4 separate regions of the Homo sapiens genome follow, and all the other regions are linked to region 1. The links are chromatin contacts, found by Hi-C or POLR2A ChIA-PET in ENCODE. All regions are on one chromosome and are shown on one strand. Each heading gives the region's core, a stretch centred on a gene start or an enhancer-like site at or near the end of the contact. The rest is flanking DNA. Distances are from core to core; before and after follow the strand shown.

Region 1 (3,020 bases), core at 284-2,783:
CTCCCCTTGGGACGTCCCTAGGCTGCCAGGGAACCCCCCTCCTCCGCGCTTAGGGGGAGGAGAGAGAAAGCCTCGGAGGCGGGGGCCGGGGGTGGGGGAAAGCGAGCATCCCTGCGCCTCTCGCCCAGACCCACCTTGAGCAGGATGGACGGCGGCAGCTGGTTGATGTCTGGGGTTTCGGGGGGCGGCTCCCTGTGACAGTCGCAGGGGTTTTCGGGGGACTCCCGACAGTCCGCGTCGCCACATTCATGCTGCTGCTGGGCGGACAAGGGGGCGGTGCCCCCGGCTCGGACAGCGTCCCCGCCAGCTTCGGTGGGGGCACCTTCGGAGGTGGGAGAAGAGGGCGGAGGGCAGAGCGGCTGCGGGGGCTGCTCCGGGGCCTGGCAGCAGCCGGCGTCGGGGGGCCGGGGCGGCGAAGCGCCTCCCCCCGCAGGCCCTCCCCCGCCACCGCCGCCGCCGCCGCCGCCGCAGCCCCCGCCGCCGCAGCGGGGCTGCTTGCAGGGGGTGCAGGCGGGGACCCCGGCCCCCTTCCGCTTGCACACCATTTCGGGGGGCGTAGGGAGCTCGGCCGGTGACGGTGTCGGCCCCCGGAAGAGCTGCACGGCGGCGGGCGGCCCCAGGAAGCGCACCGGCCCCAAGCTGGCCAGGAAGAGACTTCGGCCCTGCTGCTCCCAGGCGGCGGCCGCAGCCAGCCCCAACTCTTTGCAGCAGGAGGCGGGCGACGAAGCCGAGGCGGCAGCGGCGGCGGCGGCGGCGGCCGAGGATAGCAGGAAGCGGCGGGCAGCAGCGGCGCAGTCCTCGGCGGCCAGGGCCGCGTAGCGCCGCGCCAGGTGCTGAGAGGAGGAGGCGGCAGCGTAGGCCCCGTCCCGCGGCGGCGGCGAGAGCGGCGGCTCCTCCTCTGGGCCGGCGGGGGCGGGCGCGCCGGGACTGTGCACGATGAAGCAGAGCATGCAGGGCCCGCGGAAGAAGCAGTCCCGGCTCCGGGGCGCCGCCGGCTGAGGGGGCACCTTGGCTGGGGTCCGGCGGGGCAGCCTGAGGAGAGGGCGCCGGCGGCGGCACCAACTGCAACAGCGAGGCCTCTTCTGGCTCGGGCGGTTACGCGGCTCCTTCGAGAGAAGGTGGCCCATATAGAAGGCCCCGAGGAGGGGGACCGGGACGGGAGGGAGGGAGACCCAGAGAGGCGGGCTCCCGGCAGCGGGGCAGGCCGCTCGCTGGCTCGGCCCCCGGAGGGGTCGCCCTTCCTGCGCACACACACGCACACACGGGCACACACGCGACGGTGGGGGGTGGGCGTCAGCTGCGGGCCGCCGGAGTGCCCGACGGGGGCTACATGCTTTGCCCAGGGAAGCCGGGAGAACGATGGGCGCGAGCTTTGGGGACGCGAGGGAGGGAGCGAGCGAGCCTGCCGGCTAGGCGACCAGTCCGGGCCCGGCCAGCCGGCTCAGTCAGTCAGCGGAGCGGCCGGGGAAAGGCCGGGTCCCGCTCGGACCATTTTAACTGCGGATCCGCCGCCGGCGCGCGCACCCGCGACTCTGCTCGGAGCCGCAGGAGCGCGCGGCCCGTTCCGGCAGGGGGCGGAGCCAGTTGCGGTGGCGCGCTCGTGGCGGGGACGCCGGCACCCGGCTGCTCACCCGGGACGGCCGTCACACCGGCACTACGGGAAGAAGCCGGCCGGCTAGGGCACGGAGCTCTGGGCTTGCGGGGTGCGGCGCACGCCCCTCCCTCCCACCGCCTAAGGTTTTTCCGAAGCTGCTGGGCGTGCGCCGCGTTTCTGAGGCGGGAGGAGACACTTCCGAGCCAGCTGTGTGACATCCGTTTACACAGCCGCGCTGACGTCTCGAGGTGTAAGTTCAAGAGCTGCCATTGGCCGGGAGCCGCTGGGCTCTTCCCCTCACCTTCCACCCCTGTCACCACCCCTGACTCGGAAACCGAGGCCACTTCGAAGCCGCGAGGCGGGTTCCGCCGGAAGGGCCAGTGTGGGCGCTGACCGCGCTTCGGGCAGAGTGGCAGATGCGGCCCCTGGGTGATGCGCACCGAAGTCATGTGAGGGGTTGATTGGTTGTGCGGCACCACTGTTTACCCACTTGTGTTTTCTTAATTGTTGCGTACTACTGCCTTTCCACAACTTTATTTCAGAATGAAAGCATATATCAAATTACCTGTGCACAGCAGAAAGATAACAGCTTCCCCACCCAGTGAGCCATTCAACACCCAGGCTACAAACTGTAGATCACTTTATTGTCTACACCCTCGGAATCCTGTCTAGCCGTCTGTTGTATATTTTAAACATGACGGTGCAGTGCCTGCTATATGACAAACGTTGGTGATCCAGATGAGAAAGAGGAAACAGCTATGCAGGCAGTCCTTTAGAAGGTTTGACTATATCGAGGCTAAAGAGCTAGGGCAGCTGCTAGAGCGGTACCTGGTGCGGAGAGGTTAGCTTTCACAAGCGAAAAATTAGAGGAGGCAAATACCATGGGAATGAGCCACTCTAGTGAGAGAAATAAGAGGAGAAGGTGGAATGGAGAGTGCTTTAGGAAGGATACTTTCTTCATTGTGATTACAGAGAATGAGGAAAGGTAGATAAAGGACGGATACAGAGAGGTGGATGTTTCTAGCAGGAAGGTGAAAGAGTTCCTTTCTGTTGGTTTCTGTTTTGCTTCAGATAGAGCTTGGTTACCTGCTGAAGGGTGGAAGAGAAGTGGCAGGTGTTTAAAAAAAAATCTGCTAAGGATAACTTGAGAGAGCTGACTGAGGAAGAAGTATTGCAATATTCAAGGCCCAGTGGCTTGGAGAAGACCACTGTTGGAACCTACATTGCTATTCCCACTATAGTGGCCAGCCCCACCCAGCCTGCTCTCAAACATGCTGTCAAACAATTGTTAATTCTGGCCTTTTTGTCAGAAATGACCAATCTTAAGTCTGTCACATTCAGGGATCCTTTCAGAGCCTAATGACAGTTATGTGGAATTCTAGAAGCAAATATTTGTCAAAAGATTTCACAGACATACACGCTATTC
Region 2 (2,500 bases), core at 1-2,500, 3.8 Mb after region 1:
TTCTTTCTTTTATAGAAGTAGGCTTCAAAGAAACAACGAAAGGTGCTAAAACTGGTCTCTGGATGAATCTCTGCTAGGACTTAGAGAAACATGGAGACCTAGTTGTTATCATACAACTTGTCTTGCTGCCACTTGTCCTGTCCCTTCAAGGAGTTATGGTTATCAGGAAAAAAGCCAATTAACAAACTCTGCTTAATTTTTGTGGTGATAATTAATCAACTCTAAGATTTCAGCATAAAATCCCAACACCTTGCCCTGTGTGACAAGACCCTAAGTGCCTTGCTCCTGCCTGGCTCTCCAGCTGCATCTTGTCACTCTACACTCCTTACTCGACTCCAGCCACACTGGCCAAGGCCTGCTGTCTCCAGATCTTGCATAACCGCCTTCACACATCTGCTCGGAGTTCACTTCCAGTCTTCCTATTCCTAGCCCCATGAGCTACTGAACACTTGAAATGTGTCTAGTCTGAACGGAAATGTGCTGGAAGTATAAAATATACACCGGATTTTTATGACTTAGTAGATATAAAAGAAATATCTTATTAATAATCTCATATTGATTGCCTGTTGAAATATTTAAAATATGTTGGGTTATTATTAAAATTAATTTGATCTGTTTCTTTTTACTTTTTTTTTTTTTTTTTTGAGACGGAGTTTCGCCCTTTTGTCCAGGCTGGAGTCAAGTGGCATGATCTCGGCTCACCGCAACCTCCACCCCCACCCCGCCCGGGTTCAAGCCATTTCTCCTGCCTCAGCCTCCCAAGTAGCTGGGATTATAGACGCCCGCCACCAAGCCCAAGTAATTTTTGTATTTTTAGTAGAGACGGGGTTTTGCCATGTTGGCCAGGCTGGTCTTGAACTCCTGACTTCAGGTGATCACCTGCCTCAGCCTGCCAAAGTGCTGGGATTACAGGCATGAGCCACCGCGCCCGGCGTTCTTTTCACATTTTATGTGGCAATTGGAAAATTTAAAATTACACTCATGGCTCACACTGTTTCCATCGGACAGCGCTACCCTATGGCATGACCCTCTTTTGCTGCCCTCCTGGCACTTACATTGTAGAATTTCAGCATCCGGGCTCACTTGGTCAGTGGCCTACTCACCCAAGCAGAATGTACCACAGAAACCTTGCCTGGCTCACCCACACCTGATTCCCAGGCACTCAGGCCAGGGCCTGGAGCATAGTAAGTGCTGACTAAATATCTTTCGAATGAATGACTCTACTCTTCCTCAGCTGGACTCATGAATTCTGTCGGGTCCCAAAATACGTGGTCTAAAGTCCTTTGGGCTCCTGCCGCTGCCAGCACTGATCATATGCTCTTGACCCTGGTCGGGTGGGGGGATGTCTGGATACCTCCTCTGTGGAAAGAACTGGCCACACATCCGCAGAGGTGACTCGGGCTGAGAACCCAGGCTCCTCCTCCCTTTGGTGACACGCCCCTCGGTCCCTCACTGGCACTTCTCCCTCCGGCCACACGGCGGCGTCTCGCCATAGCGCAGCGGCCGATGGTACAGCCCGCTCCCCCCTCGCGCTCTCGGACAGTGGGTCCTTCCACTTGTAGAAAAGCATTGTGGGACGGAAGCCTGTCCTTTCTTCCTTTTGGTGCGAGCTTGCTGTGGTTTTTGCTCTGGGTCCTCTGGGATGGCGCCTGGCTGTGGCCGCGTGGTCTCTCACGCAGGGGCGCCGGGCGGGGGAACGCGGCCACCCTGAGTCTGGTGAGTCGACTGCGGCGGCCTGTGTCCGAAGTGTCCGGGGCCGTGAACAAGGGCAGCGGCCTGGCCTCAGGCCTGCGTTCCCACGTTTGGAAACGGGGAGCTTCGTCGATTTGTGTTTACATCATCGACTATGCCAGGGAGTTCTCCAGATAAGCCTGGTTTTATTTTCGTCAGTGAAAAGGCCTTACCGTATAACTGACTTTATGCTTGCCCTGCCCCCGTATAAAATAACTTAAAAGCAGCGTGCCTGGTTACAGCTGTTTCCACGTGCGGTGCTCGTCGGGAGTGATCACCTACCCTACAGGTGAGTTTTCACGTTCGTGCAAGACCAGTCGCCATTTAAAACGCATCGCATTTCACTTTTCATTATTAAGTCGGATTTTAAATCGTGAGAAAATTTCTCTGAAATGTATTGTCCGTTTTTAGGCTGTAATCGGCATTACTGTCAGCCAGTCAGCAACCTTATGCCATAAAGCCTACCTCACGCAGTGTCAGCCTTTGTGTTGCCCATTCACTTTGGAAACTAGTGAATGTGGTGTCAAAAAAGGCGTAAATTAAACGCTTTGCAGCCTTTTCCTGCCCTTAAATTTGATACCTTTGGTGTAGGAGCTGCATAAGTAACAGTTGCTGCTTTTACGTTTCCACGCGTGATCTTGACCCTGCTAGCCTTAAGTGTATGGTTTCTCTTAGCCAGTTCTAATTTTTGTTCAGGTGGAAGATGGATGCCTGAAGTGTAGACTGCTGCTAGCTGAATACCATCTGGGAGCATAAAGGTGACCTGAAG
Region 3 (3,020 bases), core at 329-2,828, 3.4 Mb after region 1:
GCAACGCTCCCAGGAACTGGAGATAGAACCTTTTAAAGGTCAGATGGGGTGTAGAACAATGAAGGGTTGAGGCGGATGAAGATGGGTGGTTGATATTTATATGTAACAGACTGGTAAGAAGTACTGAGAATCTCCTCTGATGACCAAGTCTTACCATTTTGAGAATCTTAGTCTTGGGCTTCTATTCTCCCTCTCTTCAGTCCAGGGAGACCAACCTGCAAAATATGTTTAAATACAGTAGACACATCGCCTCACCACAGGTCAGCAAACGAAAAATGCCTCTTTAGAGGTTACAGACGAATAACCATTTTCTGTGGTTAAGATAAGTTACATGCAAATTATTGTTAACTACTGGGATTTCTGAAAGAGCTTTCCAAGTGGCCTATAGGCTTAACTAAGGGACAAAGGAATCCCTGGTACTTGGCTTTGCAGAGTCCTGGGCTATTCTTAGTGTTTGGTTCATCTTTAAATTGCATGAGTTCAAAAGGTTTAGCAACTTAAAAGTAGAACCAAGTGATAAAAATAGATTGTTTTCTGGCTGCTCTTTGTTCCCAGACATACTACTGGCAGTATATTTGCAATCAAGACGACAGAATAGGAATCAGCCTTCCACCGTGTAGTGTAATGCCTCAGAGTGGATATTTTTGGAAATGGCACTGCATTACATAACCTTCCGTGTTTAAAAAAAAAAAAAAAACCCTACACGGCGGGGGGGGTGGGGGGAGTCAGGAATATACACCATTCTGTCCTTCTCCCTAAACCAAATAAACATTAATGTACATACTGCTGCAGTGATTTACCCTCAACCTTTATATTATCAGAAGACCGCTCTTTTGTTAACACAGTTATGACAAAAATTAAGATGAATGGAGAAACTAAAAGTTCTCAAAAAGGGTATCATTCGCTCTTAGAGTTTTCCTATAATGTTATTATAGATACACATAAATGCACATCAGATTATTATAATCACCAAGAAAAAAACAGTCATTTATTTTTAAGGCCCTCCCCGCCAAAGTTCAACTGCTTTATAAGAAAATGCAGAAAAAAGTGCTGCAAGATCGAATGCCTAAGAAGACCCTCGGAAGCAGCAGCATTGAAAGAGTAATCAAGTGTAAGGGCGGAGGGACACAAATTCATTTTATAAAAAGGGAGGAAAAGCTTGCATGCACCAAAGTGCATTTAATGCAAAGAAACACAACAGTTTCTAACAAGGCTTTAGGAGCAAGAAGAACAAAATTAACCACACCAACAAGCACAAAACCCCACCCCTTCCCAAAAGAATTCATTTCTCCCTCCGAACTTGTGCATTTTAGAAAAAACCCAAGTTAAATTCCAGCCTGAATGCAGCACAACCAAAATGCCAGAATTTCTCCAAGGTACACGCTTCAGCTCTTTAAAATTTAGAGGGAAGAAGCATGAACTCTGCAGGGTTGAAGGGTCCAGCTAAGAGCAACGGCAAGGAATCGACACAAAAGAGAAACCAGCGCTCCCAGCCGGGGATAGGAATGGCATATACTTACAGACAAAAGCCCCGCTCCCTGTTCACTCTCTCTCCTCTCTACACCTGAAACACAAATGTGGTTGAAAAAGGGCAACATGCTAGAAAGACAGATTGGGGGGGGAGGGGGGATTGGGGGAGGGAGGGGGAGGGGAAAGGGGTGGAGGAAGAGGAGGGAGGAGGGGGAAGGGAAACAAAACCCAAACCGGCTTCACTTCCAAGAAGTGCAGCCTTGGAAAAAGGAGGAGGAGATCATCTCCCTGCCTCGCGCTCTCTCTCCAAGAGTGTGTGTGTCTCTCTCTTTCTCTAAGAGTCTCTCTCTCTCCCTTTCCCTCTCTCTCCCGCTAGGGTGCTAGTGAACAATGAGCTAATTCTGATGGAGCTGGCGCGGAGCCAGCGCCCCAGCCTTGCTGCCACTGTGCAGCCGCCTAGGAGCCAGACTGCTTACTCGGCAGGAATCGGCGGCTCTGGGCCCCGTCGGCGAGCGGCCAACAGGCGCGCGCGCCCCGACACCCCGCACCCGCGCCCCGGGCGCCCCGCTCGCCGCGCCGTCCCCACTGCACCGCGCGGCGCCCCGGGGAGACAAAGCGGACCCGCAGCTCTGCGCCCCGGCCCCGCCCCGGGAGCACGGCGCGCGCAAATCCCCGGCCTTCCTCCCCGCCCCCGGCCAGCCTCTCCGCCTCGACGTGCGGTTGCTTTTCAGACAAATAAGGAGGTGGAGGAGGCGGTTTGGGGGCGCGCCAAGCGTGAAGGCGGCCAGGGTGCTGCACAGCCCGGCGGCCCGCCAGGGCCGTGGGGAGAGGCGGCGCGGCCCGTACTGTAATAATAAACCTGCAGCAGAGGGCATCTGAGGAAAAGAGGACGGCGACGGGCGGCAGCCGCCTTCCTTTTATGTGCCTGTCCTGAGCGAAGCAGAAAATGGTGCCTGCGGCGGCGCGGAGCCGCGCTCAGACACACAAAGAGTCCGCGAAGGATGCATTTGCACACGGCCTCGGGTCGGACCCTGCCCCTCAGCTGGGTACGCGCGCCCCACTCCCTTCCGCGGGGAAGCCCGGGGCGGGGAGCGCCCCTGAAGGCCGGGCCCAGAGGTCCTGTGGCTGCGCGTGCACACACACACGTGCACACAGTCACACGCGCACAACCAGCCAGAGCTGCGGCCTGGCGTGATCGGCCCAAGACATACTCCCCTGGTGCTTCCTTCTCCTTCCCTATACGCTCCCCCACTGCCTGCCCGTCTGAAATTGTACTTTTTAAAATCGAGGATTGCTTTAAAAAATAAAGTGCTTTGCCATTTCTGATTTTTGTAAACTCGTCGTTCTTATTTAAAATCTATCTTTTCATAGTAATGTAATAGCTCAAAATTTTGCAACAAACTCAAATAAACTGGTTCTGTTGCCAATAAAGCAGGATATCATTTTATGGTAACTCTCAGATGTCACAGGAGAAGATTATTTCCTAATTAAATTGCCTTTCCAAGAAAAAAAGATATAAAGGATCATAGTGTCTTCTAAATTTGCCATCC
Region 4 (3,020 bases), core at 170-2,669, 3.1 Mb after region 1:
CAATGTTGAACTGTTAAGTTTTCTAACTCAGACAAGTACAGCAGCTTCTCATTTTTTGAGACTGGCTCTGGCAGGAGCTCACTATTTAAAGAAATGCAACATGGAAGTATATTTCTACAATATGAATAGTGAGCCAACTTACTGTTCAAACCCCTAATGCTCTAATACTTGATTAAAAAAAAAACCTAATGCTCTGTACTTGATTTTAAAAAATAACAATAACATTTATTGATCACTTACTACATGGTCAGTCCTTCTGGCTGCTTTACATTGCATTTATTTTATTTAATCCTCACAACAGTAATAGTCCTCCTTGAGAAAATGTGTTTCATTATGGTAAAGGAATTTTAGTTATTCAGAAGCTCTAGGATTGGTGTAAATGGGCATACTTTAGATATCTTGAGGTCTTCCATAAGTGAGAATAGTAGCTTAATGTCTATACATTTTCCCTGTTTTACAGAAAGGGAAAATAGCAACAGGAAGGTTGAGTCACTTGTCCAAGATCACACAGTTCATAAGTGATGGAGCCAGAATTCCAACCCAGGGCGTCTGACTTCAGAGCCTAAAGCTCTCTCTTGTAAAACTGTGGAAGCTGATCACAGGCTGGAAAAGACTTCATATAAAAAACCTGGGCCCACCAAATATTTGTCAAGTTTTGTCCTGGCTGCTGAACCTAAAAATCTAAGGTAATCTTTCTCAAGTGTAAATTCGGGAAAACAATGACACTGATTTGGTGAGAAATTATTTGAGTTAATACATTTAGCAGGGACCTTGGAAGGCAGTAAGCCCTGGGAAAACTTTGTCTCTTGTCTTTGGCATCACCTCCGCGAAGCCTGGTGGGACGCGGCTGCCCCTGCGCTGTCTGTGCACCTCCTAAGAACCAGGAAGCGCGGTGACCTCCAAAGAACAGGACTGTCCCAAATCAAGCGGGATTACCACCGCCCCTCTCCCATTTAACAGCTGAGGACACTGAGGTCTAATGGATTCCAAGTACTTAAATAGGTGAGCGGCGCGCAGGGGCGAGTTGCAAGCCCTGGGATCCTTCCAGCTCGCCGCTTCCCCTCCCAGGGGCTCAGGTTTCTCTTTCATCTGTGAGGTCCTCTCCCGCCCGGACGCCGGGGCCCGCCATCCCCAACGTCCACCGCGAGCTCCCCAGATCCATGGTCTGGAGCAGGTCCAGAAGACGCACCTGGCAGGACGCCCCGGGCGCCACAGTCGCCCTCCACACGGGCCACCCCAATCCTGCCGCGGCTCCGTGGCTCTCCTTACCTTTACCTGAGGTGAAGCAAGGACGTGGAAGCAGCTACGGCGCGCTACCAAGCACCTCACACCGCTCTCAACAGTACTGCTCAGCCTCCCGGCCCGCCGATGCGCAGGCGACAGCAGCCAACTTGTAAGTCACCGCTGGTCGCAGCCAACTGGAAGGCACCCAGCGCCTCAGGGCAAGGCGGGCCGAGCCCCCAGCCCCGCCCCCTGGCCCGATCCCGGGGGCTCCGGGGAGGGGGGGCTGAGAGGAGGTGGCCGGAACAACGTGCGCTTGTTCGGATTGGCTGGCGCGGGAGCGTGTGGAGGGCTGATTGGTGGCCGATAAATGGAATGATTCCGCGTGGGTGTGGGCTGGCCCGAGCCGCGCCAGGGTTCCCTGGATGTCTGGGGTTGCCTGCAGGTTTGGATTGGTTGGGTTGGGTTGTCCTGTGATCACTTAATTGTGAAAGAATTTTGTCAAGCAGTAAACCGACTGGGAGAAATTGAAACAGAAGGCGAAGTGAAGGATCACAGTGAGGGATAAGGTCCAAATTCATCCCGCTTGTGGATATCCTAGTATCTCGCAACTACGCTACTCCTCCCAGGACTAAAAGTCAAATAAGAAAAAGCGCCCATGCAGAGGAGGACGAGCTCTCTGCCTCCTGCTTAGCCTGACTCAGAACTGAGAGAGCTGGGAAGGAAAATGCATATAAACGAAAGTCCCTGCCACTATGTGAATTGACCTTTAGCCAAATACGTTTGTGTGTGTGTGGGTGTGGGTGTGTGTGGGTGCGTGTGTGTGTTTCCATCCTCAGATAAAGAGTTTAGAGGGCAACCTTAGAAGCAGAGAAAAGGAGGAGGTGTGACAAGTGGATTTAGCAACTGCACAGTTTTGGAGTTTCCATCTACTCGAACATGAGAAAGATTTCTTCCAGTGGCTGTGAAGTCACCCATCTGATGGGATGCTTGGCAAACAGTGAATTTCTTCCTTTACCAGAGTAGCCATGATGCACTGATTAGCGAGGCTTGGTTTGTCTGCAAATTGCGTTTACTAAGATACGTAGTTTGAGAACCAAAAGCAGGGAAGAATGCAGTGCTACACCATTAGTGATTTCTGATAGACTTGCAATGAAAATAAATAATATTTCGTAAATTTTTAAGTCGGCCTCACCAAAAGAATTACCAAATACTACTTGCTAGTTATTATTGGCCGATTTATTTTTTACCTCCATCGTTTATATGTAAAATAATTTGTTTTATATTTATATTTATAATTTCGTGTGACATAATAGAAGAGTTCTTCGTGTGTTGTAAAGCTCCTTTCACTTAGGAATTATTGGCCAATTATTGAGGTGCTTTGGATGGATGGATGAATACGTAGATAAATAATTTGAAATGGTTGGGGAAAAGTGCTTTGTAATTAAGTTGTACCTACTTAATTCAATTACATTGAATCCTCTTAACAGCCCCCTAAGGTAGGTGTGTTTTACAGGCGAGGAGCCCCAGACATAAATCTTAAGGCAGGTTGCTTAATTACTGAGTGGAGAAACTGGAATTTGGCTGAGGTCTGCTGGACTCTGAAACTGGGCTCTTAGTCTCCATAAAATTCAGATGGTGCTTGGTAGCTCTTTGTCAAGGCACCTGTGAAGACCACTGGGACCATAAATGAAAGGCCTAATTCCTACTGTGAGGGTTTACACAGGTTTAATGGTGGAGAGGAATAAATCCACGTATCTATTTCAAAAAAGTAAAAAAGTTGTATCTGTCATTATTAG

What was found. Hi-C counts contacts between places; a loop is a spot of excess contacts on that map. ChIA-PET counts read pairs that join two places held with the same protein, here RNA polymerase II (POLR2A). Pooled maps may share reads with other maps.
Region 2: a map of naive thymus-derived CD4-positive, alpha-beta T cell shows a loop between it and region 1 (36-fold over the local background). The contact joins the promoter of EPB41L4A-AS1 here to the promoter of FBXL17 in region 1. A Hi-C loop is called at or near these places in 3 of 168 maps with a recorded cell type or tissue (CD4-positive, alpha-beta memory T cell and naive thymus-derived CD4-positive, alpha-beta T cell), 2 of 37 single-sample maps with no recorded cell type and 17 of 50 pooled maps. POLR2A ChIA-PET finds 5 or more read pairs at or near these places in 3 of 52 experiments (CD4-positive, alpha-beta T cell, CD4-positive, alpha-beta memory T cell and activated CD4-positive, alpha-beta memory T cell).
Region 3: a map of CD8-positive, alpha-beta T cell shows a loop between it and region 1 (8-fold over the local background). The contact joins the promoter of NREP here to the promoter of FBXL17 in region 1. A Hi-C loop is called at or near these places in 3 of 168 maps with a recorded cell type or tissue (CD8-positive, alpha-beta T cell, Right ventricle myocardium inferior and naive thymus-derived CD4-positive, alpha-beta T cell), 2 of 37 single-sample maps with no recorded cell type and 17 of 50 pooled maps. POLR2A ChIA-PET finds 5 or more read pairs at or near these places in 4 of 52 experiments (CD4-positive, alpha-beta T cell, WTC11, activated B cell and 1 more).
Region 4: a map of natural killer cell shows a loop between it and region 1 (13-fold over the local background). The contact joins the promoter of STARD4 here to the promoter of FBXL17 in region 1. A Hi-C loop is called at or near these places in 4 of 168 maps with a recorded cell type or tissue (HepG2, naive thymus-derived CD4-positive, alpha-beta T cell and natural killer cell), 3 of 37 single-sample maps with no recorded cell type and 18 of 50 pooled maps.

What each region holds. Positions count from the first base shown.
Region 1 is chr5:108,380,565-108,383,584 of GRCh38, forward strand. It overlaps FBXL17 (F-box and leucine rich repeat protein 17), which reads right to left and starts at 1,534. Exons shown (of 9, transcript NM_001163315.3): 1 at 135-1,534. The coding sequence starts at 1,127. RefSeq lists silencers at 385-464, 485-1,234, 1,435-1,684 and an enhancer at 1,785-1,904.
Region 2 is chr5:112,159,276-112,161,775 of GRCh38, forward strand. It overlaps EPB41L4A-AS1 (EPB41L4A antisense RNA 1), which reads left to right and starts at 1,251. Exons shown (of 3, transcript NR_015370.2): 1 at 1,251-2,020; 2 at 2,428-2,500. It overlaps SNORA13 (small nucleolar RNA, H/ACA box 13), which reads left to right and starts at 2,210; the gene lies at 2,210-2,342. It also overlaps a transcript of EPB41L4A not described here. RefSeq lists enhancers at 1,118-2,317, 1,136-1,345, 1,218-1,950, 1,726-1,825, 1,846-1,895 and 1 more.
Region 3 is chr5:111,755,616-111,758,635 of GRCh38, forward strand. It overlaps NREP (neuronal regeneration related protein), which reads right to left and starts at 1,579. Exons shown (of 4, transcript NM_004772.4): 1 at 1,521-1,579; 2 at 155-215. The coding sequence starts at 157. RefSeq lists an enhancer at 779-1,336 and silencers at 1,930-2,329, 2,350-2,709.
Region 4 is chr5:111,511,116-111,514,135 of GRCh38, forward strand. It overlaps STARD4 (StAR related lipid transfer domain containing 4), which reads right to left and starts at 1,420. Exons shown (of 6, transcript NM_139164.3): 1 at 1,270-1,420. STARD4-AS1 (STARD4 antisense RNA 1) reads left to right here and starts at 1,111. Exons shown (of 7, transcript NR_040093.1): 1 at 1,111-1,393. RefSeq lists enhancers at 1,055-1,264, 1,745-1,884 and a silencer at 1,295-1,664.